Linked DNA regions of Homo sapiens: region 1 is linked to region 2. A link is an interaction called in ENCODE POLR2A ChIA-PET data of the cell type or tissue named here. Cell type or tissue: MCF 10A. All regions are shown on one strand. Each heading gives the region's core, and the rest is flanking DNA. Links, peaks and the distances in the headings are about the cores only.

Region 1 (4,392 bases), core at 310-4,309, 240 kb before region 2:
CTTATTTACTTGAGAATCCACTAATAGATGCTCACCAGATCTCCCCACTTTTCCCCTATATATCATCCCCGTTGCCTTAAATTTTTATCTGTGGTAGATTCCACAGTACATCATTATAATCATTTTCTTGCAAATGTCCTACATTTCCTCTCTGTTGTTCTGTTTTTTACTCTTCTTAGACAAACCCCAGCCGTGGTAATAATGTTTGTTTAGCTCTTACTATGGGCTAGGCACCATTCTCAATGTCTTGCATGCATTAATTTCTTTAGCTGGATTAATGAAAACAACTGGCAGACTTTTCCATTTCTGAACCTGGCAGGGGTGGGGGTGTGGGGGGAGTCAGACCATGCAAAATACTGGTAGGACTACTGATTCAAGATCTTATTAAATCTCCCTAGGGTGTTCATTCTCCCACTATCCACAAAGGTTTGCTTCATACATTCCCCACTCTCTTCAAAAGTCCACCCTTTCCTTTCTCTCTTTTGCTTTCATAAGATGATCCTACATTTCAAAGAGAAAACAGAAGTTATTGGAACAAGAAAATTTTCACTTTCGGCCATAAAATCTACAAGCTTATCTGCATTTCACTCATCTTCTTCTCTGTTCCTCTTATTACAGTCATTCCTTCCAGACAGGACTAATTTCACCACACAGGATGTATGCATGAGTTCTTTCTGGATCTCAAGCTCTCTCTTCTTCCTGTCTCAGGTCTTTCTGCAATGTTCTTCATCTTTTCCTTCTGAAATGCTTCCTCCACTCCCACATTACCTAGAACATTACTATTTATCCCTCAGCTCTTAGCACAAACATTACTTTCTCTGATTTGACTATTTCTTCAAAGCACTCATCATAAGAGAATTAAAAATACTTACTGAACTAACTGTTTAATGTGTGCTTCTCCTATGCAAAGCTTTACAAGGGAATTTCCTGAAGTGATAGAAATATTCTGTGTTTTTACTGTCCAACATGGTGGCTAGAAGCTATTGTATTGAACAGTGCAGAAGCAGAGTATTAACTTCATGAGCGAGGTGCTCGTCTATCTGCTCACTGCTTTATCCTTATCATGTAACATGCTACTTTTACATAAGTACACTCATTAGATATTTAATAAATTCATGTCCTACAGAGAAAACTTCTTCTTTACATTAATTTTAACAATATCCAGACCAAGGATGGTGGTTCATGCTTGTAATCCCAGCACTTTGGGAGGGCAAGGCAGGAGGTTCACTTGAAGCCAGGAATCTGAGATCAGCCTGGGTAACAAGGCAAGACCCAGTTTCTACAAAAAATAAGAAACTATTAGCTGGCAATGGTGGCGTGCACCTGTAGTCCTAGCTACTCAGGAGGTTGAGGTGCGAGGACTGCTTAAGCTCCAGAGTTCCAGACTGCAGTGAGCTTACAACACTGCGCTTCAGCCCGGGCAACAGAGTGAGACCTTCATCTCTAAAAAGAAAAAAACCCAATAACTTCATAGGTTACAAAATACTTTCATGTACATGATCTTATTTAATCCTCTCAACAACACTGTCAATAAGTATTATCCCTATTTGAAAAACGCAAAAACTGATGCAGAGCAAGATAGCCAAATAGAAGCCTTCACAGATGTCCTCCATACAGGAACACCAAATTGAACAACTATCCACATAAAAAAGTACCTTAATAAGAACCGAAAGTTGTGTGAATCACCACAGTACCTGATTTTAACTTCGTATCACTGAAAAAGGCACTGAAGAGACAGGAAAGACAGTCTTGAAATGCTGATGCCACCCCTCCCTCCTACCCTGGCAGCCACCCTGTGGTGCAGACAGAGAGTCTATGCACTTGGGAGACAGGAAGCACAGTGGCAGTGAGACTTTGCCTTGGAAATCAGTGCTAGCCTGTTACAGTGGAAAGCAACAGGACACAATTCAGCTGGCCCCCACAGAGAGAGCATTTATACCAACCTTAGAAAGCGGGGAATCGCCCATCCTAGCACTCGGAACCTGAGTTGCAGGTTAAAGTGTTCTGGGGACCTAAATAAACTTGAAAGGAGGTTTAAGCCACAAGAACTGCAATTCCTGGGCAAGTCCTGGTGTTGTGCTGGGCTCGGAGCCAGTGAACTTGGGAAGAATGTGACCTATGAGACCAGCCAGGGCAGCCAAGGGAGTGTTTGCACCACCCCTCTCTCAACCCCAGGCAGCTCACAACTCTGGTACAGACTCCGTCCCTATGCTTGAGGAGAGGGGAGGGAAGACTAAAGAGGACTCTGTGCCAGGCACAGTGGCTCATACCTATAATCCCAGTGCTTTGGGAGGCTGAGGCAAGCGGATTGCTTGGGCCCAGAAGTTCAAGACCAGCCTGGGCAACATGGTGAAAGCCCGTCTCTAGCAAAAAATACAAAAATTAGCTGGGTGTGGTGGCACACACTTGTAGTCCCACCTACTCAGGAGGCTGAGGAGGCAGGATCAATTGAGTCTCAAAGATCAAGGCTGCAGTGAGCTATGATCATGCCACTGCGCTCTAGCCTGGGTGAAAAAGCAATACCCTGTTTCAAAAAGAAGAAGAAGAAGGAGAAAAAAAGAGGACTTTGTCTTGCAACTTGGAAACCAGCTCAGCCATAGTAGGACGGAATAACTGGGCAGAATCCTGAGGCTCCCATTCCAGGCCCTAGCTCCTGGATGGTATTTTTAGACATATCCTGGGCAAAAAGGGAATGGGCTACCTTAAAGGGAAAGACCCAGTCCTGGAAGGATTTGTCATCTGCTGACAAAAGACTCCTTGGGCCCTCACGAGTTAGCAGTGGTAGCCAGGAAGCACTCGCCAAGGGCCTTGAGTGAGACTCAGAGACATGATGGCTTCAGATGGGATACAGCCCATTCCCAGCTGTGGTGGCTACGGGGAGAGACTCCTTCTGCTTGAGAAAAGGGGAGGGAAGAGTACGGGAACTTTGTTTTGCAGCTTAGGTATCAGCTTGACCACAGTAGGGCAGAGCAACAAGAGGGTTCTTGAGGTCCCTGATTCCAGGCCTTGGCTCTTGGATGGTATTTCTGCACCTGAACTGGGCCACAGGGAAGCCACTGTCCTGAATGGAAGGCCCAGGCCAGGCAGCATACACCACAAACTGAATGAAGAGCCCTTGGGCCTTGAGTGAACACTGACAGTAGCCAGGCAGTACTCACCATAGGCCTGGGGTGGTGGTGGCCACAGGAAGAGACTCCTATGACTATAGAAAGGGGAGGGAAGAGTGGTAAGGACTTTGTCTTGTGGTTTGGGTGTCAGCTCAACCACAGTAGAACACAGCACCAGGTTGATTCCTAAGGTTTCTGACTCTAGGCCCTGGCTCCTGGATGGCATATCTGGACCTGCTCGGGCCAGGCAGAACTTGCTGCACTGAACGGAAATACATAAGCCTGGCGGGTTTTGCTACCTGCTGATTGCTGAGCCCTAGGGGGACTTGAGCAAACAAAGGTGGTAGCCAGGCAGTGGTTACTGTGCGCCTTGGGCGAGACACAGTAATCTGTGCTTCAGGTCTGACCTAGCACAGGCCCAGTGGTGGGGGCTACAGGGGTGCTTGTGTCAACCCTCATCCAGCTGCAAGCAGCTCAGCACAGAGAGAGAGAGACTCCATTTGTTTGGGAGAAAATAAGGGAAGAGAACAAGAATTTCTGCCTGGTTGTCCAGCAAATTCTTCTGGATCTTATCCAAGACCACCAAGGCAGTACCTCTACGAGTCTATAAGAGCCATAGTGTTACTGGGCTTGGGGTTCCCCCAAATGCAGATATAACTGCAGTGGCCAATAGCTTAGGTTTCAACACCCAAGTCCCTTTGGATACCTGGAAAACATTCCCAAGAAGGATGGGTACAAACAAGCCTACACCATGAAGACTACAATAAATACCTAACTCTTCAATCCCTAGACACCTACAAACACCCAATATGACCTCACCTAATGAACTAAATAAGACACCAGGGACCAATCCTGGAGAAACAGAGATAAGTGACTCTTTCAGGCAGAGAATTCGAAATAGTTGTTTTGATGAAACTCAAATTCAAGATAACACAGAGAAGGAATTCAGAATTCTATCAGATACATTTAGCGAAGAGATAAAAATAATTTAAAATAATCTTTGGGAGGCTGAGGCGGGCAGATCACAAGGACAGGAGATCGAGACAATCCTGGCTAACACGGTGAAACCCTGCCTTGACTAAAAATACAAAAAATTAGCTGGGCATGGTGGCGGGTGCCTGTAATCCCAGCTACTCAGGAGGCTGAGGCAGGAGAATGGCATGAACCTGGGAGGCGGAGCTTGCAGTGAGCTGAGATGGTGCCACTGCACTCCAGCCTGGGTGACAGAGCGAGACTCTGTCTCAAAAAAAAAAAAAAAAAAAAAAAATAGTAACTACAACAACAA
Region 2 (4,392 bases), core at 149-4,148:
ATAATAACAACTGTTGGCCAGGGTGTGAAGAAAACCCTTGTACACTATTTGTGGAAATGTAAACTGGTATAACCATTATGGAAAACAGTATGAAAGTTTCTCAAAAAATTAAAAATACAACTACCATATGACCCAAAAATCCCTCTTCTGAGTAGATAGCCAAAGAAAATGAAATCAGCACCTCATGGAGACATCTGCACTCCTATGTTTATTTGCAGCATTATTCACAATAGCCAAGATATGGAAACAACCTTAAGTGTCCATCAATGGATAAATGGGTAAAGAAATTGTGGTGTATATATACACACACATACATACAGTCAAGCATCACTTAACAACAGAGATATACTGAGAAATGCATTGTTAGGCAATTTCATCATTGTGCGACCATCAGAGTGTACTTACAAAAACCTGGATGGTACAGCCTACTACACACCTACGTTATATGGCATGGCCTATTGCTCCTAGGCTACAAACCTGTATGGCAGGAACCTGACCCGCACAACAGGAGGTGAGCAGTGGGCCAGTAAACATTACCACCTGAGCTCCACCTCCTGTCAGATCAGGAGCAGCATTAGATTCTCATAGGAGCACAAACCCTATTGTGAGCGGCACATGTGAAGGATCTAGGTTGAGTGCTCCTTAGGACAGTCTAATGCCTGATCATCTGAGGTGGAACAGTTTCATCCTGAAACTACCCCTGCCACACCGACCCCAGTCCGTTGAAACATTGTCTTCCACAAAAACAGTCCCTGGTGCCAAAAAGGTTGAGGACTACTGCTGTATAGCATGTTACTATACTGAATACTACAGGCCAAGAGTAACACAATGTTAAGTATCTGTGCATCTAAACACAGAAAATCTACAGTAAAAATACGTTGCAAAATATTTTTAAAATGATAAACCTGTAGCATTTACCATGAATGGAGTTTACAGGACTGAAAGTTGCTCTGGGTAAGGGAGGGTGAGGGAGGGAGTAAAGGAGAGAATGGTAAGTGAAGGCCTAGGACATTAGTGTATGCTGCTGAGACTTTATAAACTACATATTTAGACTACACAAAATCCATACAAAAATTTTCTGTCTTCCTAATAAATTAACCTTAGCTTACTACAATCTTTTTACTTTATAAACCTTTTAGTATTTTTTAAACTCTGACATTTGTAGTAACACTTAGCTTAAAACACAAACACATTGTACAATTGTACAAAATTATCTTTATAACCTCATTCTATAAGCTTTTTCCTATCTAACATTTTTTTTCCTTTTTAACTTTTGTTAAAAATGAAGACACGAACACACACATTAGCCTAGGCCTACCCAGGATCAGGATCTTCCACCTCCACATATTGTCCCACTGCAAGGTCTTCAAGAGCAAGAAAATAACATGTATGGGAGCTATCATCTCCTGATGACAATGCTTTATCCTGGAATACCACCTAAGGACCTGCCAAAGGCTGTTTTACAGTTAGCTTTCTTTTTGTTAAGCAGAAGGAATACATTCTAAAATAACAATAAATAGTATAAAAATACATAAGCCAGTAACATAATTTTTTTTTTTTTTTTGAGATGGAGTCTCGCTCTGTTGCCCAGGCTGGAGTGCAGTGGCGCTATCTCGGCTCACTGCAAGCTCCACCTCCCAGGTTCACACCAGTCTCCTGCCTCAGCCTCCCGAGTAGCTGGGACTACAGGCGCCCGCCACAATGCCCAGCTAATTTTTTTTGTATTTTTGTATTTTTAGTACAGACGGTGTTAGCCAGGATGGTCTCGATCTCCTGACCTTGTGATCCACCCGCCTTGGCCTCCCAAAGTGCTGGGATTACAGGCGTGAGCCACCGTGCCTGGCTGCCAGTAACATAATTTATTATCATCATCATCAAGTACTGTGTACTGTACACAACTGTATGCACTATACTTCCATGCAACTGGTAGCACCATAGGCTTGTTTCTATCAGCATCATCACAAACACTGAGTAATATATTGTGCTACAACATTATGACAGCTATGACATCACTAGGTGACAAGAATCTTTCTGGTCCATTATAATCTTATGAACCACCATTGTAGGTCAGCTGTTGATTGAAACACTGTTATGCAGCACATGACTGTACAATGAAATATTATTCCACCTTTAAAAAGGAGATCCTGACATTTGCAACAATATGAATAAACCTCAAGGACATTGTGCTATGTGAAATAAGCCAGACCTACAAAGAAAAATAGTGTATGATCTCATTTATATATATATAATCTAAACAAAGTCGAATACGTAGAAAGAAAGGGACAATCAGTGGTTGGTTAACAAGGTCAGGGGGAGGAAGGAAATAGGGAGATGTAGATTAAAGGATACAAACTTCTAATTACGTAGGATGAACAGGTCTACAAATCTAATATACAGCATGAGGGCACTAGTTAATGATAACGTATTGTATACTAAAAATTCACTAAAAGAGTAGTTTTGTTACTCTTACCACACACACAAAAAGGTAACTATGTGAGGTGATAGGTTCATTTGCTAGACTGCAGTAATCATTTCACTACATATATGTATGTCAAAACATGTTATAAATCTCAAATATATATAACAAATATATATGTAAATAAACAGAATACCATTTACATTAACACCCCAAAATATGAAATACTTAGGTATAAAACTAACAAAATATGTATAAGATCTATATTAGGAAAACAACAAAACTCTGATAAAAAAAATTAGAAAACTAAGTAAATGGAAAGATAATCCATGGATAGGATGACTCAATATTGTCAAAATGTCAATCAGTTCTTTCAAACCTGATTTATAAATTCAATGCAATCTCAATCAAAATCCCAGCAAGTTAAGCTGATTCTAAAGTTTACAGCAGAAGCAAAAGACTCAGTAGAGCCAATACAATTTTGAAGAACAAAGCTGGTGGACTAACACTACCCAATGTCAAGAAATACTAAAAAGCTATAGTAATCAAGACAGGGTGGTACTAGGATAAAAGACCAACAGGTCAATGGAACAGAACAAAGAGCTCAGAAACAGACCCACATAAATATAATCAACTGATCTTTGACTAACGTACAAAGCCAATACAAGGGAACAAAGATTGTTTTTCAACACATGATGCTAGAATAAATGGGACATCACATGCAAAAACTAATGAATCTAGACACAGAACTTATAATCTTCACAAAAATTAACTCAAATTGGATCCTAGACCCAACTGTAAAATACAAAACTATACAACTCCTAAAGTATAACTTGCAGGGAAAAAACCTAGATGGTCTTGGATGCAACAATGAATTGTTAGATACAACACCAAAGGCACAGTCCATGAATGAAAAAATTGATAAGCTGGACCTCATTAAAATCAAAAACTTCTGCTCTGCAAAAAACAATATTGAGAGAATAAGACAAGCCACAGACAGGGAGAAAATATTTGCAAAAGACATACAAGAGACACTGTTATCCAAAACATACAAAAAACTCTTAAAACTCAACAATAAGGGGGGTGGAGCCAAGATGGCCAAATAGGAACAGCTCCAGTCTACAGCTCCCAGCGTGAGCGACGCAGAAGATGGGTGATTTCTGCATTTCCAACTGAGGTACCAGGTTCATCTCACTGGGGAGTGCCAGACAGTGGGTGCAGGACAGTGGGTGCAGCGCACCGTGCGTGAGCCAAAGCAGGGCAAGGCATTGCCTCACCAGGGAAGCCCAAGGGGTCAGGGAATTCCCTTTCCTAGTCAAAGAAAGGGGTGACAGACGGCACCTGGAAAATCGGGTCATCCCACGCTAATACTGTGCTTTTCCAACAGGCTTAACAAACGGCACACCAGGAGATTATATCCCGCACATGGCTCGGAGGGTCCTACGCCCACGGAGCCTCCCTCATTGCTAGCACAGCAGTCGGAGATCAAACTGCAAGGCGGCAGCGAGGCAGGGGGAGGAGCACCCACCATTGCCAAGACTTGAGTAGGTAAACAAAGCGGCCAGGAAGCTCGAACTGGGTGGAGCCCACCACTGCTCAAGGAGGCCTGCCTGCCTCTGTGGGCTCCACATCTGGGGGCAGGGCACAGACAAACAAAAAGCAGCAGTAGCCTCTGCAGACTTTAATGTCCCTCTCTGACAGCTTTGAAGACAGTAGTGGTTCTCCCAGCATGCAGCTTGAGATCTGAGAACAGGCAGACTGCCTCCTCAAGTGGGTCCCTGATCCCCAAGTAGCCTAACTGGGAGCCACCCCCCAGTAGGGGCAGACTGACACCTCACATGGCTGGGTACTCCTCTGAGACAAAACTTCCAGAGGAACGATCAGGCAGCAGCATTTGCAGTTCACCAATATCCTCTGTTCTGCAGCCACTGCTGCTGATACCCAGGCAAACAGGGTCTGGAATGGACCTCCAGCAA

Evidence for each region. Peaks named below come from ENCODE experiments on the same cell type or tissue, not always from the same donor. Only the 100,000 strongest peaks of a DNase experiment are listed, where the experiment ranks them.
Region 1: POLR2A ChIA-PET joins it to region 2 with 5 read pairs; 3 of 35 experiments call an interaction of 5 or more read pairs at or near these places.

The regions. Positions count from the first base shown.
Region 1 is chr15:76,574,916-76,579,307 of GRCh38, forward strand. The region is part of intron 22 of SCAPER (S-phase cyclin A associated protein in the ER); the gene reads right to left. Among named protein-coding and RNA genes, the nearest start is that of MIR3713, 9.5 kb to the right of the region's middle. RefSeq lists enhancers at 660-709, 720-769. In MCF 10A, for the core only: no CTCF peak of the experiment used is centred there; a DNase peak (open chromatin) is centred at 2,096.
Region 2 is chr15:76,815,107-76,819,498 of GRCh38, forward strand. The region is part of intron 5 of SCAPER (S-phase cyclin A associated protein in the ER); the gene reads right to left. Among named protein-coding and RNA genes, the nearest start is that of SCAPER, 88 kb to the right of the region's middle. In MCF 10A, for the core only: no CTCF peak of the experiment used is centred there; no DNase peak of the experiment used is centred there.